2 separate regions of the Homo sapiens genome follow, and region 2 is linked to region 1. Evidence: read pairs that join two places in POLR2A ChIA-PET (ENCODE). Cell type or tissue: K562. All regions are shown on one strand. Links, peaks and the distances in the headings refer to the core of each region. The heading gives the core; the rest is flanking DNA.

Region 1 (10,560 bases), core at 2,167-7,166:
CTCGGCTGGGGCTGTGGGGTGACAATGATGACCTCACCTGTGGATCTGGCAACTGGTACCAGCCGCTGGTCAGGGTGCCTCAGTTCTCCCCACAGAAGCCCTCGCCCTCCAGTAAGTTGGGCAGGGCTTCTTTTTTGTTCATTTGTTTGTTTTGTTTTTGTTTCTGAGATGGAGTCTCACTCTGTTGCCCAGGCTGGAGTGCAATGGCACGATCTCGGTTTACTGCAACCTGCACCTACCAGGTTCAAGCAATTCTCCTGCCTCAGCCTCCCAAATAGCTGGGATTACAGGCACCCACCATCATGCCCGGCTAATTTTTGTATTTTTAGTAGAGACGGGGTTTCACCATATTGGCCAGGCTGCTCTTGAACTCCTGACCTCAGGTGATCCACCTGCCTCGGCCTCCCAAAGTACTGGGATTACAGGCATGAGCCACCGCGCACAGCCTAAGGGCTTCCTTTTTGCGCAGCAGTGCTGGGGTCTAAGGAGGCAAAAGTGGAGCCTGGTGCAGTGCCTCACGCCTGTAATCCCAGCATTTTGGGAGGCTGAGGTGGGAGAATCGCTTAAGCCCGGGAGGTCAGAACCAGCCTGGGCAACCTAAGGAGACCCTGTCTCAGCAACAATAACAACAACAACAACAAAATTAGCCAGGCATGGTGGCGAGCGCCTGTAGTCCCAGCTACTTGAAAGGCTGAGGTGGGAGGATTGCTTGAGCCTGGGAAGTAGAGGCTGCAGTGAGCCGTGATCACACCGCTGCACTCAGCCTAGGCAACAGAGCGAGACTCTGTCTCAATCAATCAATCAATCAATAAAAATAAGGAGGCAAAAGTGGAAGCTGCAAGGCCTCCCCAGCTGCCTCATGGGCACTCACATGCAATCACATCCGCCACACTCTACTGGGCAGAGCCAATTAGGCCAGATTTAGGAGAGGAGAAAATAGACCCCACCTCTTGATGAGACAAGCATTTGCAAAGGGCTGGTGAGATGGGAGGGAGAGCTGTGGTTGACTCTGCAAACAACCTGCTACCGTGGATGACCAGGGCAGAGCTGAACAGCCAGAATGACCAGTGACCACCAGAAGAGAGCAGGAGGAGGCAGCAGCGGGAGGCCTTCCCCGAGGGGGCACCTTCTGCCCACAGACCCCCTGGCAAATCTCAGCCAGCGATGCCCCCAGACAGCGTTTGTGTCAAACCCAGGAGTGCCCCTGGGACCAATACTCCGAGGCAATCTTTGATTTCAGGGCAGGAGGGGCTGGGATTATGTACCTCCCGTGCTAAATTGAGTCATGAAACTTTTATTAAGGGATATAGTTTGTCAACGCCAAGAAAACAAGGCAATTCTGGGCAGGCTCATTAAGAGCAAACCCTTCTTCACCAGCACGGCCGCCGATTCTGATGGAATTGTGAAATGAGAGGGGCAGACAGAGGGATTTGCAGAGTGGGCTGGCTGGGCCACTGCGTGCATGCAGAGTGCTTTCCAAGGCCCTTAAGAATGCAGGCATGGGCGGGGTGCGGTGGCTCACACCTGTAATCCCAGCACTTTGGGAGGCCGAGGCGAGCGGATCACTTGAGGTCAGGAGTCCGAGGCCAGCCTGGCCAATAAGGCAAAACCCTGTCTCTACTAAAAATACAAAAATTAGCTGGGCGTGGTGGTGGGCGCCTGTAATCCCAGCTACTCAGGAGGCTGACGCAGGGGAATTGCTTGAATCCAGGAGGCAGAGGTTGTAGTGACTTGAGATGGCGCCACTGCACTCCAGCCTGGGCAACAGAGGGAGACTCTGGCTCAAAAAAAAAAAAAAAAAGAATGCAGGCATGGCAGCAACATCACTTCCCAAAGTTTCTTCACAAAAAAAGCCACATTTTTCGAAAACACGAGTGACAGCCACTTCCATCAGACATGGGTGTATGCACCCACCCACTTCTCTATCAACCAAGAAGGAAGGTCCCGCATGGCTTTGTCCCTCCAAGAACCTGGATATGCCCTTCCTAGCACCCCTGTGACTGAAGGTGACAGGGAACACCAGCCCTTTGTGCTGGTAGCCAGCAAGGTCTACCAGACGGCATGGCTTGGCTGGGCAGGGCTGGACCAGATGGTTGGGTAAGTGGGGGTGGAGTAGCGGTGGGGTGGGAGAGACATGGTCTAGCAGCCAGATGGTTAAAACCAATTTATTTCCTGGGTGCAGGGTGTGGGGTGTTGGATATGGAAGGGAGTCCTGAGGTGTATAGTAGTGATCAAATCACAACCATAATCGTAACAATCATAATATTGCCACTGTTCTCAAATAAAGGAGCAAGTTGTAATGTTAATATCTTCTTCAGGCCGGGCACGGTGGCTCACACCTGTAATCCCAGCACTTTGGGAGGCCGAGGTGGGTGGATCACTTGAGGTCAAGCATTTGAGATCAGCCTGGCCAACATGGCGAAACCTTGTCTCTACTAAAAATACAAAAATTAGCTGGGTGTGGTGGCACGCGCCTGTAATCCCAGCTACTCCAGAGGCTGAAGCTCAAGAATCACTTGAACCCGGGAGTAGGAGGTTGCAGTGAGCCAAGATCGCGCCATTGCACTCCAGCCTGGGAGACAGAGTAAGACTCCATCTCAAAAAAAAAAAAAAACTTATTTAGTAGTACTACGCCATACGAATTATAATATGGTGACCATATCCATTTTCTGAACACCACAGTTTTCAAAAAAGCTAGCGAGTAGTAGTTTTGTTTTTTTATAAAGACAGGGTCTCACTCTTACAAAGCCCAGCCCAAGCTAGAGTGCAGTGGTGTAATCACAGCTCACTGCAGCCTCAACCTCCCGGGATCAAGTGATCCTCCCGAGCCTCAGTCTCCCAAGTAGCTGGGACTACAGGCGTCCACCACCAAGCCCAGCTAATTTTTTTATGTTTTGCAGAGACAAGGTCCCGCTATGTTTCCCTGGCTGGTCTCAAACTCCTGGGCTCAAGTGATCCTTCCACCTCGGCCTCCCAAAGTGCTGGGATTATAGGCATGAGTCCCCAAGCCTGGCTGATAGTAGCAGTTTCTGAATCTTGTCTGGGGCCCAAATCTGGCTGAAGAGAGACCCTCTGATCCTCTCCCCCTTCACTCAGTGAATGAGGTCACAAAGAGCCACCACCTGGAAGGCAGCTGTGAGGTCACCCACACCCAGTTTGGCATCTCTGAGCTGTGTGCTGTTGGTAAGGTAACCTAGCCTCTCGGAGCTCTCTGTAAGAAGGCATTCCAATATCCACTCAACATGCAGAAAACTCCTGGCATGACTTTGTATTATTATTATTTGAGCCAAGATTTTAAATCAGGAGATTTCATACAAACAACTGAATTCTGCAGCTTCTCAAGAACAATCTAGAAATCTGCTGGCATGGAGCCTGCATTCCCACCTGGCAGGATTGGCTGAAACTGAATAATTGCCTTTTTTTTTTTTTTTTTTAGACAGCATCCTGCTCTTTCACCAAGGCTGGAGTCCAGTGGTGTCATCACAGCTCACTGCAGCCTCAACCTCCTGGGCTCAAGCGATCCTCCTGCCTCAGCCTCCCGAGTGGCTGGAATGGCAGATACTTGTTACTGTGCCCAGCTAATTAAAAAAATAATTTTTATTTTATTTACTTTTTTTTTTTTAAGAAATGGGGTCTCACTACATCACCCAAGCTGGTCTTGAACTCCTGGCTTAATGATCCTCCCACTTCAGCCTCCCAAAATGCTGGGATAACCAGCATGGGCCACAGTGCCAAGACTGAGTAACTGCTTTAAATAGGAGGCGGTCTCCCCTCTTTGCCAGAGCCCCCATCATGCCCTGTTGTCTTACATCAGACCTCCTTTGCTTATCTGCATTCCTGGCCTAATCCTAGAAGTCACTGGAGTTTTCCAGCCCTGGGTTAGGGTTTCAGCTCCAATGTGCTCTAGATCTCCACCCAGACCCCAATCCCAGGACCCATCCTCACTGAGCCTACAGCTGAACACATGCAGTGTGGTCAGGAAGTGGCCAGTGCCTTCCCGTGTCTCCTCTGTCACTTCAGCACCATGGCGTCGACCAGCACTGAAGGCCTGGGAACAACCTCCCCAGCCAGGCACCTGGGTGACCTCTTGGCCCTGCCCTCTGTCGCTGAAGATCTTGGGGTGAGACAGCTGCCTCCAGCAGTTTACACCAACCCTACTTTAATTCTCAGGGATTTTTGTTGCAAGGGGCTTCATCACAGTCTCTGGGCTACTTGACCGGAGCATCCAGCTGTCACCTCTAATGTCCCTTCAATCCTTCAACAAATACGGAGCATCTGCTAGACCAGGCAGCAAACTATAGCCCCCGGGCCAAACCCCACCACCACCTGCCTTTGTCTGACCTACACGCTAAGAATGAGTTTTACATTTTTAAATGGTTGAAAAAAGTCAAAATAAGAATCACATTGGCCGGGTGAGGTGGCTCACGCCTGTAATCCCAGCACTTTGGAAGGCCAAGGTGGGCAGATCACTTGAGGTCAGGAGTTCAAGACCAGCCTGGCCAACATGGTGAAACTCCGTCTCTACAAAAAAAATACCAAAATTAGCAAGGCATGGTGGAGCCCCACCCTGTAGTCTCAGCTACTCAGGAGGCTGAGGCAGGAGAATCCCTTGAACCCAGGAGGCAAAGGTTGCAGTGAGCGGAGATCACCCCACTGCACTTTAGCCTGGGGGACAGAGCGAAACTGTCTCAAAAAAATAAATAAATCAAAAGAATCATATGTATTGACACATGAAAATTATATGAAATTGAAATTTTGGTGTCCATAAATAAAGTTTTTGTTTTGTTTTGTTTTGTTTTTTGAGACGCAGTCTGGTTGTGTCGCCCAGGCTGTAGTGCAGTGGCTCGATCTCGGCTCACTGCAAGCTCTGCCTCCTGGGTTCACGCCATTCTTCTGCCTCAGCCTACCGAGTAGCTGGGACTACAGGCACCTGCCACCACGCCCGGCTAATATTTTGTATTTTTAATAGAGACGGAGTTTCGCCGTGTTAGCAAGGATGGTGGTCTCCATCTCCTGACCTCGTGATCCACCCGCCTCGGCCTCCCAAAGTGCTGGGATTACAGGCATGAGCCACCGCGCCCGGCCCATAAATAAGGTTTTATCGGAACACAGCCACACCCATTTGTTAGTGTTCTCCGTGGCTGCAGTTCATGCTCCGGTGGCAGAGTTGAGCATTCGAGACAGAGACAACGGCCTGCAAAGCCTCAGATATTTTCTATCTGTCTCTTTTCAGAGAATGTTCGCTGCTGCCGGCTCTGCTACATTCCAGTCCCTGCCTGGGTGTTGGCCACACAGGGGTGGATTAGTTTCCTAGGCCTGCCGAAACAGATTACCGTAAGCACAGTGACTTAGAACAAGAGTTCATCTGCTCACAGTTCTGAAGGCCTGAAGTCAGAAACCAAGGGGCTGCCAGGGCCACCTCCCTCCGGAGGCTCCAGGCAAGAATCTGTCCCTGCGTCTCCCAGCTCTGGGGGCCAAGGGCATCCCTCCTGGCGGCATCCTCCAGTCCCTGCCTCGCCTCCTCCTCGAGGTGCCTCTCCTCTGTGTGTCCCTTAGGACACTTGTCACAGGATTTAGGGCCCAATGGATAGGACACTTTTTCAAAATAAGGTCACATCCACAGGTTCTGGGATGTGGATGTATCTTTTGGGGCAGGGCACTCTGTAAAGTGGTTTCTTGCCTTCTAGAAGCTTCTTTTGTAATCTTTTATTTATTTTGAGATTTATTTATTTTTGAGACAGGATCTTGCTCTGTCACCCAGGCTGGAGTGCAGCAGTGCAATCCTAGCTCTCTGCAGCCTCAAACTCCTGGGCTCAAGTGATCCTCCCACCTCAGCCTCCCAGGGAGGTGGGACTACAGTTACACACCACCACTTCCCGGCTAATTTTTAATTTTTTTTTTTTTTTTGAGACGGAGTTTCACTCTTGTCTCTCAGGCTGGAGTGCAGTGGTGTGATCTTGGCTCACTGCAACCTCCGTCTCCCAGGTTCAAGCGATTCACCTGCCTCAGCCTCCCAAGTAGCTCGGATTACAGGTACCCACCACCACACCCAACTAGTTTTTTGTATTTTTTTTTTTTTAAGTAGAGACAGGGTTTCGCCATGTTGGGCAGGCTGGTCTCGAACTCCTGACCTCATGGCAGGCTGGTCTCGAACTCCTGACCTCAAGTGGTCTGCCCACCTCTGCCCCCCTAAGTGCTGAGATTCCAGGCGTGAGCCACCGAGCCCAGCCACTTCCAATCTTTTGAAGGGATACTTATGATAACCCCTCCAATCAAAAAAATACATAGCAAGTCCAGTGTTGATAAGCATCATGAAGAAAATCAGAGCTGCGCCAGGAGAATGGAGAAGGGAAAGGGGGGCTGCTGTGTGCATTTTATTTTGTGGACACCCAAGGGAGGTGAGGCTGTGAGCCCTGCAGGGGAATGAGGGAGCCATGGGACATTAGGGGAGGCGGCAGCAGGTGCAGAGACCCCAGGTGGAAGAGTGTGTTCCCGTATGAGGAGCAGCAAAGAGACCCGGGTGGCTGGAGGCGGGTGAGCGAGAGGGAGAAGTTATGGGTGCCATAGGTTAAAGGGCTCTTGGGTGCTGTAGGTTAAAGGGCTAGGATTCCAAGTCAGTCACCACATAAGAAGAAGCGCCGATTCTTACTAGGGTTTTGTTTTTTGTTTTTTTAATGTACCCATTAAATTAAATGAGTCGTTAATGTCAAGTGGACAATCTCATTTAATTCCTTCAACAATTCTAACTTGAGGGACCAGGCGTGGTGGCTCACACCTGTAATCCCAACACTTTGGGAGACCAAGGCAGACGGATTGCTTGAGGCCGGGAGTTCCAGACCAGCCTGGGCAACATAGCGAGACCCCATCTCTACAAAAAGGAAATTAGCCAGGCCTGGTGGTGCACACCTATAGTCCCAGCTGCTCAGGAGGCTGAGGCAGGAGGATCACCTGAGCTTAGGAGGTTGAGGCTGCAGTGAGCTATAATCTCGCCACTGCACTCCAGCCTGAGCAACAGTGTGAGATTCTATCTCTAGAAAAAAGAGAAAAGAACCCTAACTTGAAACTGCTATGATTAACTTCCTTTAGAAAAAGGAGGTATGGGATATTGTAAGAGATCTTTCTTATTGTGATATAAAATAAGAAATACATAGTCTCTGCTGTGGGTTCTTAAGTAAAACCCTTGTAGACAGGGGGTTAAGGGGACTCTTTTGTTCTAATATTTGGGGGGTTTTTTGTTGATTGGTTTCGAGACAGCGTCTTGCTCTGTCACTCAGGCTGGGATGCAGTGGTGTGAACATGGCTCACTGCAGCCTCAAACTCCTGGGCTCAAGTGATCCTCCCGCCTCAGCCTCTCGAGTAGCTGGGACTACAGGCACATGCACAACTATGCCTGGCTTATTTTATTAAAGACGGGGTTTTGCTAAGTTGCCCAGGCTGGTCTGAAACTCCTGGGTTCAAGCGATTCTCCCATCTCGGCCTCCCAAGTAGCTGGGATTACAGGCGTGAGCCACTGCGCCCAGCCTAATATTCAGTCTTTGACCCTGGTTTTTGACCCAGAACTCCTAAATCCCTTGGAATGCGTCAGCAATAGGAGCACCTTTTGTTATAACGAGGGGACTCGGACTCTTTGTGGGTCCCCAGATAGCCTCAGGATGGAGGGCTGGTTGCCAGGAGAACCAACCACATGATTAGAGAGTTGGACCTCCGGGGAGGGGAGAGGGGCTGAAGGTGAGGTTGATGACCCATGTCCAGTGATGTAACCAATCATACCTATGTAATGAAGTCTCCACAAAAACCCAAAAGGTCAGGGTTTGGAAGGGCTTCCTGGTTGCTGAACACGTGGAGGTTCCCAGAGGTAGGCGTCCCCGGAGAGCGCATGGCATGCGCTCCCACTGGCATGCCCAGCCCTGCACACCCCCTTCCACCTGGCTGTTCACCTACAGCCTTTGTCATATCCCTTAAAACAAATGGCTAAAGTGTCTCCCTGAGTTCTGTGAGCTGCTCTAGATCTATGAAATCTGAGGAGGGAGTTGTGGGAACCTGTTGATTTACAGCCCATTGGTCAGAAGTGCAGGTAAAACAACCTGGGGTTGCAATTGGCATCGGAAGTCGGGGGCAGTCTCATAGGACTGAGCCCTCATTCTGTGGGATCTGATGCTAACTTCGGGTAGACAGTGTCAGAATTGAATTGAACTAGAGGATGCCCAGCGTGTCCACTGGAGAACTGCTTGCTGATAAGGAGAAATCCCCACACATTTTAGACACATTCTGTGTTGAGTGTGAGAGAGAAAAACGTTTGGTTTTTCCTTCAGAAGGTTATTTATGGCCAGACAAGGTGGCTCACGCCTGTAATCTCAGCACTTTGGGAGGCTGAGGCAGAAGGATCGCTTGAGGCCAGGAGTTTGAGACCAGCCTGGGCAACATAGCAAGACCCCATCTCTACAAAAAATTAGCCAGGCATGATGGTACACATGTGTAGCTCCAGTTACTTTGGGGGGCTAAGCGAGGAGGACTGCCTGAGCCCAGGAGGTTGAGACTGCAGTGAGCTACAATTGTGCCACTGCACTCCAGCCTGGGCAACAGAGTCAGACTCTGTCTAAAAACAAAAACAAAACAAAACAAAAAAGGAGGTTCTTTATAACTACTATTTTCATAAAAATATCAAAATACTTACCATGATTTTGATTAGGACACTGAGATGACTTGCACTGGGTCACTTAGGGAGTAGGGCACAGTGCCGGGATCCCAGCCCAGGGCCCCCACCCTCACTGCCTCTACCCAGAGCTTGCAGAAGGGGCTTTCTTGAAACAGAAAGAAGAAAAAGGGAGGACAGTTGGGAGGAACAGAAACGCAGCCTAGTCCAGATGGAATAGCAAGTGACGTTTCTGCAACAGCAGAAGGCTTTGGAGGAGCTCGGAGGGACCGGCGGATGGTCCTGTTTTCACATTCAAGGAGGGTCATTGATCCCACAAAACAGTCTCCACCACCAGAGGTGCCATGGAAGATGGGTAGATCTGCTGTGTACGACCCACAGCCGGCCGGCCGCATTGGCACATAGCCTCTGAGCCACTGCCCGTGTGCTGTTCCCTGCGTGGCCCAGAGGGGCTGGCAGGCACTTAGGCCACCTGAGTCTGGAGGAGAGGCATGGAAGCCCCAGCGTGTGCTGCTGCAGGGAAGGGCGGAGTCCCCTTCCAAACAGGGGAGGCCGGGCAGCTGGGCCGCACCAGGGGGCTGGGGAGGACAGCTTTGTACTGCTGTTGTTTTCAATTATCACTTAAAATTCATATCAAAATAATCCACACAGATATTTAAATAATGAAATAGGTTGGCTCTTTCCGGCCTATTTCCAAGATGACTCCCATTTTACAGATGAGGAAACCGAGGTTCAGAGATGGTCACTGACCATGGCCGTAGGTCATAAGTCATGAGTTCAAGATGTGTCCGGCGTCAGACTTTTTTTTTTTTTTTTGAGAGATGGGGTCTCACTGTGTTACCCAGGCTGGTCTTGAACTCCTGACCTCAAGTGATCCTTCTGCCTCAGCCTCCCTAAGTGCTGGGATTACAGGTGTGAGCCACTGCACCTGGCTGCTACTCTCTTTTCAAAGGCCATAGCCTCCCCAGAGTTATCTGGAAGGGCAGCAGGAGCTGGGCCCCCAGGGGGTGGTTGTGGGTGGAAAGAAAAGCCCCGCAAGCCCCCAGTGGGAGGATGGGAGGGAGGCGCTGAGATTTGCCCAGGCCAGGGCAGCAGGGGCAAGGTCACCTGGCAAGGGGACAAAGTCTGGTTCCAGAAAGCTGAGGCTGAGAGCCCTGGGACACCCAGGCCTGCCCCAGGCAACAGAGCACACAGGCAGGGGGTGGGCGCAGCAGGTGGCTACAGCCGCAGCCTGGTCCCTCGGCCCACTCAGCCCAGACTGGGAGGACTGGGAAGGCAGGGGCTGCCCTGCTCAGCCCCTCCCTGACAAAGCTGCCCCACACCAACCAGGTGCCTCCAATCCCAGCCCCCAGGCAGCCTTGGGTGCCTGCACTCTGGGGTCGACCGCAGAGGGGCACCAGGAGTCAGCAGACCCCTCAAAGCACTCCCTAAACCCAGGACGCCTTTGCAGGCCTTGCCTTCCACGGCACCAGCAGCCTCAAGGCCAAAGGCCACGCACTCTAACTTCCTACCCTGCCAACAGGGAAGGTGGGGGCTTCAGGCGCCAATGACAGCTTTCATTCATATTTCACCCTATATGATGTCCTGATGGTGTCCTGATGAGAGCTGCAAAGACCAGGTGTCACAGAGGCTGGGGGTGTGGCCTGCAGACATGCTTGGCCTCAGATGCAGGATGAGGGCCACGTTGGATATTCAGTCCTGGGGAAGCCAGGCCCATCTGAGAGTGGCCTTCGGATCTGAGGACTAAAGTCCAAAACAAGGGCTGGAGATCCCTCCCCCAACCCCACAGACACATAAGCTGCCTCCTCTGAAGCCCCCTTGGAAAAAGGAGAAGGGATGCGGGGGAAGGGAGACCTCTTGAGATGAGACAGTTTCCTTGGAGAGCTTGACTAAGCCACCATGGACAG
Region 2 (10,560 bases), core at 3,768-8,767, 120 kb before region 1:
CCAGGCATGGTGGTGCATGCCTGTAATGCCAGCTGCTCGGAAGGCTGAGGCAGGAGAATTGCTGGTACCCAGGAGGCAGAGGCTGCAGTGAACAGAGATTGCACCACCGCACTCCAGCCTAGGTGACAGAGCAAGACTCCATCTCAAAAAAACAAAGAAACAAAGATATTTATGAAACAAAAGAAACTGAACTTGTCAAATAATTGAATTTGGAAAGAGTTGAGGATGACCTTCTGGTTCCTGGCTTTGGAATCAGAGCAGATAATGGTGAAGACAGGACAATGGACAAAGAAGGGTCAAGTGTTTTCTATTGTGGACCAGCTGAGTTTGCAGTCCCTGGGGGCACTCAGGAGGAAGTGTCCAGGAGGCAGTTGGAGGTGGAATCTAGAGCTCAGGAGAGAGACCTGGGTTTACAAAGTCAAACCTGGGATTGAACATGGGGCTGAACCAAAGGCCACTGCTCTCTTTCAATACCGCCAATCATTACAGTTAAGGAATAAGAAAGTCATAAATCCTCAGAACAAAGAGGATGTGACAAGAGATAACAATAGAAAAAAAAGATGGCAGCAACATTTTAAAAGCTAGAAATTTCATGAATAGTTGGTTAATGACTTAGCAGATAGGAGAAGGCTGGAAGTTGACTACCCGCATGGAGGAAGCCACAGAGGAAACTTCAGAAAATCCTTCAAATAGAGGAACCAGGCCCAGCTGAGCTCCATACTGAAAACCAAGAATTAAGTGAAAGTCTACATGTGTGCCACTGAGATACCTCCCAGGCCCCCCATTTGATTCCCAGAATGCTGATGGCTGAGTTTATTAATACACTGGAGATGGGAGAGTTCCTCTTGCGGGAAACTGATCAGTGCAAGAGAAAAAGCCTCGTGACAGTGCGTATGGGTTCATCAGATGAACTTTTTGTTTTGTTTCATTTTGTTTTTGAGACAGGGTTTTGCCCTGTCACCCAGGCTGGAGTGTGGTGGTACGATCCTAGCTCACTGCAGCCTTGAACTCCCCAGCTCAAGCAATCCTCCCATTTCAGCCTTCTGAGTAGCTAGGACTGCAGGTACACACCACCATGTCCAGTTAATTTTATTTTTAAATTTTTCATAGAAACAGGGGTCTCACTATGTTACCTGGGCTGGTCTGGAACTCCTGGCCTCAAGCAATCCTCCTGCCTCAGCCTCCCAAAGTGCTGGGATCACAGATGTGAGCCATCATGCCTGGCCCAAATGAACTTTTTGGATGAGGAGTTTATAGCTCAGATGATTGGGAAGTCCATTGGCCAATATTCTCCCCATCTCCACTGTATCTTGAGCTTCAAAATAGTAAGTTCGCACCTCACTGTTAAACGTGAACATCAGATGTTTAAGGAAAACAATATAAAAGACAGTTGAAATTAAAATAAGATAGGCAAAAGAACTTGGAAGAAACAGAGACATTAAAGGGTAGAGAAGCAAACTTAAAAAAATTAATATCATTGGAGAAATATGAGAAGATATTGTGTCCATAAAACAAAAGCAGGAGACTATTAAAAAAAAGAACATTCCTATAACAAGAAAAAGCTCTTAAAATTAAAAGTATGACTGTAGAAATGTTAAAAGTAGACTGGCTGATTGAAATATAAAAATTGAATAAATATCTGAGGAATAAATAAAAAGGCAAATAAAAATGAAAATGGAAGATTAAAAAAAAGTGAGAACAGAAAATAAGATATTAAAAGCTTCCAGAGAGGGGAAAAAATCAGATCACACAAAAGAATCAGAATAACATTGAAATTTTCAACAACACTGGAGTCTGGAAGACAAGGGAGCAGCCAATCCTTCCCAAATTTTGTGGGAAAATTATTTCCAACCTAAAATTTTATACCCAGCAAAACATCTAGTCAAGTGTGACAGACAAATAAAAACAACATGAGACATAAAGGGTCTCAACCATGCTGTCTTTCTCAGGAAGTTACTGGAGGATATTTTTCCCCAAAATGAGGAAGTAATCCAGAAAGAAGACTACCTGGGATCCAGGAAGCAGTGGAGCCAACATGAGAGAGGGGAGGAAATTTCAAAATAATGGTAAAAAGGGCTTCCAGAATAACAGCCCTAGATAATCATTGAGTCAAAATGGGGCTGCAGGTCAAAAGACTCCATAAGAGAAGAGGAAGGAAGGAAGGAAGGAAGGAAGGAAGGAAGGAAGGAAGGAAAGAAGGAAGGAAGGAAGGGAGGAAGGAAGGACAGGAGGGAGGGAGGGAGAGAAGAAGGAAAGGAGGAAGTGTTATTATAATTAGCCAGTTGTCTTTGAAGACATTGAGAGAACATTTACACATTTGCCAATAATTTGCAAAAAGGATGAACAGTTTTCTTTTGAAGCTAGAAAGTTTAATGATAGTTGGTTAATCTAGAAAATTTAATGATAGTTGGTTAATCTGGAAGGTTTCATGACTGTTAATAGTTATATATTTTTAACCAGAAAGTTGGCCAAAGTCTGTGCACATAAAACAGTTCTTCAATCTCAGAAGAGGAAGCAATAATAGACCATTTAGCAGCCTGATGCCAACCAGGTTATAGATAAATATTCAAATATTTAGGTCACTTTGGGAGAAATAAAGATCCTGACAATGACCAGAGGAGACCTTGACAAGCAAATTAATGAGTCTCACACTCATGACCAGAAATCCAGCCAGGCTGGCTCCAGCTGCCACCCATCCTTGAGACCTATGGTCAGGTCCGGGTGTGGTCACTTAAATTATTGATCAGCAAACATTCACTCCAAACACCCCACCCATTCCTCCATGTGAGCAGTATACTTCTTGCCCCATTGATGTTGGACTTGGCCATGGGACTGGCTGTGGCCAATGGGATGTTGGTGGATATGATCCAAACAAGGTTTAAAATGTGCTTGTGCAGTTGGCTCCCCATCTTGCATTTCTGTCATTACCATGAAAAAACCTCCACCAAGCACCTACTATCCCCTCTACCTGAACAGACACAAGTGGGGCAGATTGAGCCCAGCCTATATCCTGGAACCAAGCCTTCCGACATGAGCTAAACTCAAGAAAACCCACAGACATGTGAGGAAAAAAAAAAAAACTGTGTGAATGCCACTGAGTTGTGTGAATGCCACTGGGTTGTGTGATAGCTCGTTACATAACATTATTGTTGGTCTTACTGGCCAATGCACCAGGTTTTAAGATTATCCTGTGGGTCACAGTTATTTGGTAGGAGACTCTTGCCCTAGTGAATAAATGACTGAGGTTTTGAGAGACAAAGGAACCCTTGAGGAGGAAGACAGGGAAGTAGGAGAAACTTTTCTCTGCATGTTCAGTATCAAGTTCACAACATCAACTGGGTGCGGTGGCTCATGCCTGTAATCCCAGCACATTGGTAGGCCAAGGCGGTTGGATCACCTGAGGTCAGGAGGTCGAGATCAGCCTGGCTAACATGACAAAACCCAGTCTCTACTAAAAATACAAAATAGCTGGATGTGGTGGCACACGCCTGCAGTCCCAGCTACTCGGGAGGCTGAGTCACGAGAATCACTTGAACCCAGGAGGTGGAGTTTGCAGTAAGCCAAGATCACACTACTGCACTCCAGCCTGGGTGACAGAGCAAGACTCCACCAAAAAATAAAAAATAAAAAAGTTCATAACATGGAGGCATTGCTGTTGATCTGCGTTTGTACATTTCATCTTAAGTTGCTCAGGCATCTTTGATCACTTTCTTCTTCTCTGCCTGGCACAATCTACTGTGCAGACCTTTGTTATACTGCTTATACTGTCTTGCCAGTGGTACTCCAGTGCTGGGCTAGGACTTGGAGACCCAGAGGTAAATGAGAAATTATGCTACCCATCGAAGGTCTTGGGCTTGTAAGGGACAGAGAGATGTGCACAAGTCACTGTTATTCAGCTACAATACAATACAGAACACTCAAGTGCAGTTCAGCTAGACAGCCTGGTTTAAACACATGTCAATATACGTGATAGTCCATGTTGCACTGCTATAAATACCTGAGGCTGCGTAATTTACAAAGAAGAGGTTTATTTGGCTCACAATTCTGCAGGCTGTATAAGCATGGCGCCAGCATCTGCTTGGCTTCTGGTGAGGCTTCAGGAAGCTTTTACTCATGGTGGAAGATGTAGAGGAAGCAGGCATGTCACATGGCAAGAGAGAGAGTGAGAAAGAGAGGAGAGGAGGTGCTAGGCTCTTTTAAATAACAAGCTCCAGTGTGAACTAATACGGTGAGAATTCACGCATTACCAAGGGGACGGCACCAAGTCATTCACGAGGGATCCACCTCCATGACTCAAACACTTCCCACTGGGCCCCACCTCCAGCATTGAAGGTCACATTTCAAAATGAGATGTAGAGGGGACACACATTCAAACTATATCAGTCACAGGCCAGGCACGGTGGCTCACTCCTGTAATCCCAGCACTTTGGGAGGCTGAGGTGGGCAGGCCCACCTGAGGTCAGGAGTTCGAGACCAGCCTGACCAAATTGGTGAAACCCTGTCTCTACTAAAAATACAAAAATTAGCCAGCTATGGTGGTAGGTGCCTGTAATCCCAGCTAGTCGGAAGGCTGAGGTAGGAGAATTGCTTGAACCTGGGAGGTGGAGGTTGCAGTGAGCCGAGATCATGCCACTGCACTCCAGCCTGGGCAACAAGAGACAAGAGTGAGACTCCATCTAAAAAAAAAAAAAAAAGAAAAGAAAACTATATCAGTCATCATGCGATAGAATATCCTACACCTGTTTCAAGATAAGGACAAGTTCTATGTACTGACATGAATAGCAAACCATGATTTTATATATCAAATATATGTATGTACATACGTGTGTGTATGTATACATTTTTTTCAAGAACTGATAAACCAAACCATTCATATTAAATACCCAAGGGTGGGTTTATAAGAGACTTTCATCTGTAATTTACGCACTTGGGGCTATCAAAACTTCTTTTTCTTTTTTTTGAGACAGAGTCTTGCTCTGTTGCCCAGGCTGGAGTGCAGTGGCATGATCTCGGCTCACTGTAACCTCCACCTCCCGGTTCAAGCCATTCTCCTGCCTCAGCCTCCCAAGTAGCTGGGATTACAGGTGCATGCCACCATGCCCAGTTAATTTTTGTATATTTAGTAGAGACAGGATTTCACCATGTTGGCCAGGCTGGTCTCAAATTCCTGACCTCAGGTGATCTGCCCGCCTTGTACTCCCAAAGTGCTGGGATTACAGGCATGAGCCACTGCACCCGGCCACGGTTGTTAAAATTTCTATAACAAGTGTGTATAATCGTGATACTGTGATATAACAAAAAACATATATTTGGTCTCATGGTTCCTGGCAAACAGCTGCTAAAACCCTTGAAACCTCTGGAGTGATGAGAGTGTCTTACGTGTGCTAATGAACTGGCTGTTGATTGGGGTTTCCTAGGTAGCTTCAGGATAGGGGTTCACTTGACCAGGTGCAGTGGCTCATGCCTGTAATCCCAACACTTTGGGAGGCCAACGTGGGAGGATCGTTTGAGTCCAGGAGTTTGAGACCAGCCTGGGCAACATGACGAAACCCCATCTCTACTAATAATACAAAAAAAAAAAAAAATTAGCCGGGCATGGTGGCGTGCGCCTGTAATCCCAGCTACTCGGGAGGCTGAGGCAGGAGAATCGCTTGAACCTGGGAGGCAGAGGTTGCAGTGAGCCAAGATCACACCACTGCACTCCAGCCTGGGCAACAGAGTGAAACTGTGTCAAGAAAAGAAGAGAAGAGAGGAGACGAGACAAGACGGGAAGGGAGGGGGAGGGAAGGGGAGGGGAGGGAAGGGGAGGGAAGGGAAGGGGAAAGAGAGAAAGGGCAGAAGGGCAAAAGGGAGGACGGGAGAAAGGAAGAAAGAAAGAAAAAATGACCATTTGGGCACCAAGCGTGGGGCATGGTAGTGCGCACCTGTAGTCCCAGCTACTCGGAGCCTAAGGCAGAAGGATTGCTTGAGCCCAAGAGTTCAAGGCGGCAGTGAGCTACGATCGCACCACTGCACTACAGATTGGGCAACAGAGCAAGACCCCATCTCAAAATATAAAATACAGATCATTCAGGTACCAAGCAAATCAGGGAGCAAGAATGAAAGGAGGTAACCACTTACAAGATTGTGGCAGGAATCCGGATAAAAAATGGTTGTGGCTTAGGCTAGCATAAAACAAAAAAGACATTTCCCATGTAAAACACAAAACTAGAATAGTCAGGCAAACGAAGAAAAATGTGTGATGCTATGGTAAGAAACTGATGATGGACAAATATTTTGCCAGGAGGGAGAGGGTAGGTGAGCAGGGGACAAGAGGGTATTGGAGAAAATGGGAATGGGGAAGTGGCATTTGAGAAGGGCCTGGAAATCTTGAAATCATGCCTGCGGTTTGCCAGGTGGGAGGAGCTGGAGGCAGGAAGGAAAGCACTCACCGGACCTCAGCTGATAAAGGGAGTACAGATATCCCCCAGGCTCAGAAGCCCTAAGCTTTTCAGCAGGAGAACCAGACATTTAAGAGCCAGACTGTTCAGGTTCAAATCCCAGTTCCCCCATTTTCCAGCCGTGTGGTTGCTCTGTACCTCAGTTTCCTCACCTGTAAAATGGGGATTACAGGAGCCAACGTGTGCCAAGTTCTCAGCATAGCACCTGGCACACAGTAACTACCGTATGAAAGCCAGTTAGTGCCAGTGTCGCGATTATCGTATGTGGCAGACCAGAAAGATGCCAGGAGGGATGTCCCAGAGGGAGCCAGTGCGGGAGCCATAACATAGGGAAAGAGTATTCCTTGGGAGAACACAGCTGAGTGTGGACATCCAACCCCGCACACTTGTTCCCAGTGCGGCTGGGAACAAGTCCCTCGTCTCTCTGCCCTCAGATTCCTCTGTGAAATGGAGAAGCTGAGTGTGGTGGGGAGAAAATGGATGGGTCTGAGGGTGCCACGTTACTGCGGGTGTCTACTGGAAGGGCTGGGCCCGTATACATGGGGGGAGGCCACACGGGCTGCCTTGGACCAAACCCTGCCAACCTCAAGCGAGAGCTACAGTGTTTGAGAGACAGCGAGTACGTGAAAATCATTCAGCACCTCAGTGGCAAAGCCAGCCCACTCAGCCTCCTTGTAAACATTTTTATATACACAGCCAGAAGGTTCTCGGTGTGGCTGCCAAGCCCTAAAAGTAAAATCACAAGGCCAGTAAAACACAAAGATACAACCTCTTTGGGGTTCTTGTAAAAGAAGCAAAATAAAGGCCTGATACCTTCTGGAGGGGCACAGGCCACCCACCTGCCACTGTACACAGACACACACACACACACGTACTCAAATTCACACACGCACTCACATGGGCACACAACCCGTATGTGCTCACCCTAGAACACACCTGTGCTTATGCACACATGGCACCTGCACTTACATGTGCACGCATGTGTACACGCCTCCATGCCCACGTTCACACATGCTCACCCAGCTCATCCACAGGCATGCATGCGTGCACACACATAGCAGCAGCCACTCATGCACATGCACACTCACCCTTACCCGGGACACACGCACACATGCATGTGCACATACACAGGCCCTGCTTTCTGGAAGCCAGATTTGGAGCAAAGTTGACCCAGGAGCTCCAAGGCCTTGGGAATTATGGGATGCACATCCCAGAGGACTGCACATCCCAGAGGGCTGCACATCCCAGAAGGCTGCAGACAGTGGAGAGGTGTGAAGCGCAGGCCTGGATTTCACCCAGCTCTGCCTCTCATGAGGTGTGAGACCTAAGTGACTTCATCTCTCTAAGCCTTGGTTTCTTCATCTGTCAGGTGGGAGTGAGAATGACAGCCCCTTCCTCAAGGGGTTGTGGGGAGGTTTCTCAGTTGATGCTTGCGACGTGCTTGGCACTGTATCCGGCACATAGTAACTGTTCAACAAATATCAGCCATGCAGTGGTCATATTATTGTGTTTCCCAGTGATCTCAATTTGGAAGCTGTGGCTTGAGCCGCCCAGCCAAATGTTTTGGAGATGGTCACATGTAGCAATTAAACAGAACACAGCCATGGGGACATCAAAGAAATGGAGGAGGCGGTCCTGACTGCCAAGAGGCTGCTGGGGGGTAGGGAGTCCTTGTCGCTTTCTGGGAACTGAGGGCCCGGTGGGTTCCCTGTCTCTTGCCCCTCAACTTCACCAGCTGCCACTTGACTGGAGCGCTCCAAAAAGACAGTGTCTGCAAAACAGAATGTCACCAGCTTCCAGGACACATGGTGCCCTTCTGCCTCAGTTTCCCCTCCCCTGACTCCCAAGCCCAGAGCCCTCTCTTAATCTCCAGGCTATCTGAAGAGACATGCATACCTGTTTCACTCTTGGCAGCCTATCTCCTGGGTGGCAGAGGGTAGGCAGGTGGGGAGGCAGCCACACTCCCCCGTGTCCCTGTGGCAGGCTCTCCTCCTGTGTCCATTCTCTTGTTCTTCCATAATAACAAAACTCCTGACTTTCAGCTAGGCACAGCATTGCCCAGGATAAAGACCACATTTCCCAGCCTCCCTTCTAGCTGGGTGTGACCATGTGACTAGTTCTGGTCAAGGAGATATATGCAGGTGTTGTGGGATAACTTCTGGGAACCTTAGAGTTTGCCCTTCCTGCATCCTGCTGCCTGGAATGCAGATGTAATAGCTGGTGCTCTGGCAGCCATCTTAGACCATGAAGAAAAACACAGTGGGACAACAGAGAGAGTGGCAGGGGCCAGGATCCTGAGGACTTTGTGGAGCAGAGCCACCTTAGATTGTCTACTTTCAAACTTTTATAAAGGAGATAAATTTCTCCATTGAAATTAGTTCCTTAGGGTCACTATTACTTGCAACTAAACCTAATCCTGACTGCTATCCCCTGACTCAAGCTGTGCCCTGCTCCTGATAATCCAGTCACTGCCTTGCACACCTCTGGACATCTCTGTGGGCTCAGAGCCTCTGCTGTCGGGCTCTGAACACCAGTGAGCCCTCTCTGGATGGTGGCATCCAATCAGACTGGCCCTCCCCACACCTGTGAGATGACAAAGGCCAGGCACCTGGCTTCCCTCCCCCAAGGTCAAATCCTACAGCTGGAGGCAAACCCCAACACCAGTCTTGCCTGAACCAAACGTCCACACCCCCATCATCCCTCCCACAGTCCCAGCATGCACTGGACAGAATGGAAGGGTGATGACCCTCAGGACTACTCTGTCAGACAGGGAGGGCAGACAGTCCCCATCCACCAGCCTCTCCCACTCCACTGAGAGCTCAAGAAACTCAGGGCTTTGCAACAGGGTGTCTGGCTCCCAGGGCCCTGTTGCCCAGGGATGCTGAAGAAGATGCTATCACAGGGCTTTGGGGAGCCACCAAGGTAGGAAAGATGTCCCCAGAGAGAGCAGAGCTGCCACAGCTCAGCTGGGGTCACACTCACCTTTCTCCGATGCCGGGGCCAGGTCAATGAAGCTGCGACATTTTTCACCTTTGAAAAGAAGAGAAGCGTTTTCAGAATGTGAGAGGACACGTGGGCTTCCGAGGTTTGCCTGCTCCCATCCCATGAGCCCTGGAGCAAGCCAGTGTCTCTGACCCAAGCCCAGTGACATCTTTCTCCAACCCTGGTTCCTAGAAGCCCAACATCCCAGGAGTGTGGATGGCGAAACTGCCAATTCTCCCACCTCCTGACCCCATCCATCCTGGCCCATCGCTTCCACCTCCACGATAGCAACCTTGTCCCTTTCCACAGCCTCCCCCCAGAATCCACGCTCCTCCTCACTGGCCTCCCCAGGCCTCCACTCTGGCCCCTCTCCAATTCATTCTCCACGCTGCAGCTGGAGGGATCATTTCAAAACACAGCTCTGATCACATCCAACACACGCACACACACAGCTTGCTCCTGTTTGAAACTCTTTGATGACTTCCCAAAGGAGAAAGTTCAAATTCCCATTTGTGGACCCAGAACAGGCCTTGACTGGCCTGTCCACCCACTGCCCTCTCCCTCTGCCCCCGTTCCTGGTACACCCCTGTGCAGCCTCCCACCATGGCTTTGCACATGCTGTTCCCCGCCTGGAACATGCTCCCGCTGTTGTAACTCTCACAGCACCTTGGATTTCTATGGGGCATGGCCACCATCCTGAGTCTGCCTTTGCATGTGTGAGTCTCAGGTGCAAGTTAGTGGCACTGAGATGATAAGTCACTGAAAGAGAGTGTACTGACCGCCAAGAACTGGAAGGGAGGATTTAAAAGAAAGAAAACAAAAGTGGTGTGCTACAGTGGATGGATTTTGAATGAATTGCTTTATACTTTTTTTAATGTTACATTGTTTCCTCAAAGGCTAGAGGGAGGGAAATTCAACATACAGATCATACTTTGGGAGGCCGAGGCGGGCGGATCATGAGGTCAAGAGATGGAGACCATCCTGGCAAACATGGTGAAACCCCATCTCTACTAAAAATACAAAAACTAGCTGGGCGTAGTGGCATGCACCTGTAGTCCCAGCTACTCGGGAGGCTGAGGCAGGAGAATTGCTTGAACCTGGGAGGCAGAGGTGAGCCAAGATCACACCACTGCACTCC

Evidence for each region. ChIA-PET counts read pairs that join two places held together with the same protein. Peaks named below come from ENCODE experiments on the same cell type or tissue, not always from the same donor. Only the 100,000 strongest peaks of a DNase experiment are listed, where the experiment ranks them.
Region 2: POLR2A ChIA-PET joins it to region 1 with 5 read pairs; 1 of 35 experiments calls an interaction of 5 or more read pairs at or near these places.

Annotation. Positions count from the first base shown.
Region 1 is chr16:28,077,548-28,088,107 of GRCh38, forward strand. No RefSeq gene overlaps it. Among named protein-coding and RNA genes, the nearest start is that of GSG1L, 19 kb to the left of the region's middle. In K562, for the core only: no CTCF peak of the experiment used is centred there; a DNase peak (open chromatin) is centred at 5,274; H3K27me3 peaks cover 294 bases.
Region 2 is chr16:27,953,734-27,964,293 of GRCh38, forward strand. GSG1L (GSG1 like) reads right to left here. Exons shown (of 7, transcript NM_001109763.2): 2 at 9,423-9,470. Among named protein-coding and RNA genes, the nearest start is that of GSG1L, 100 kb to the right of the region's middle. In K562, for the core only: no CTCF peak of the experiment used is centred there; a DNase peak (open chromatin) is centred at 6,448; H3K27me3 peaks cover 2,089 bases.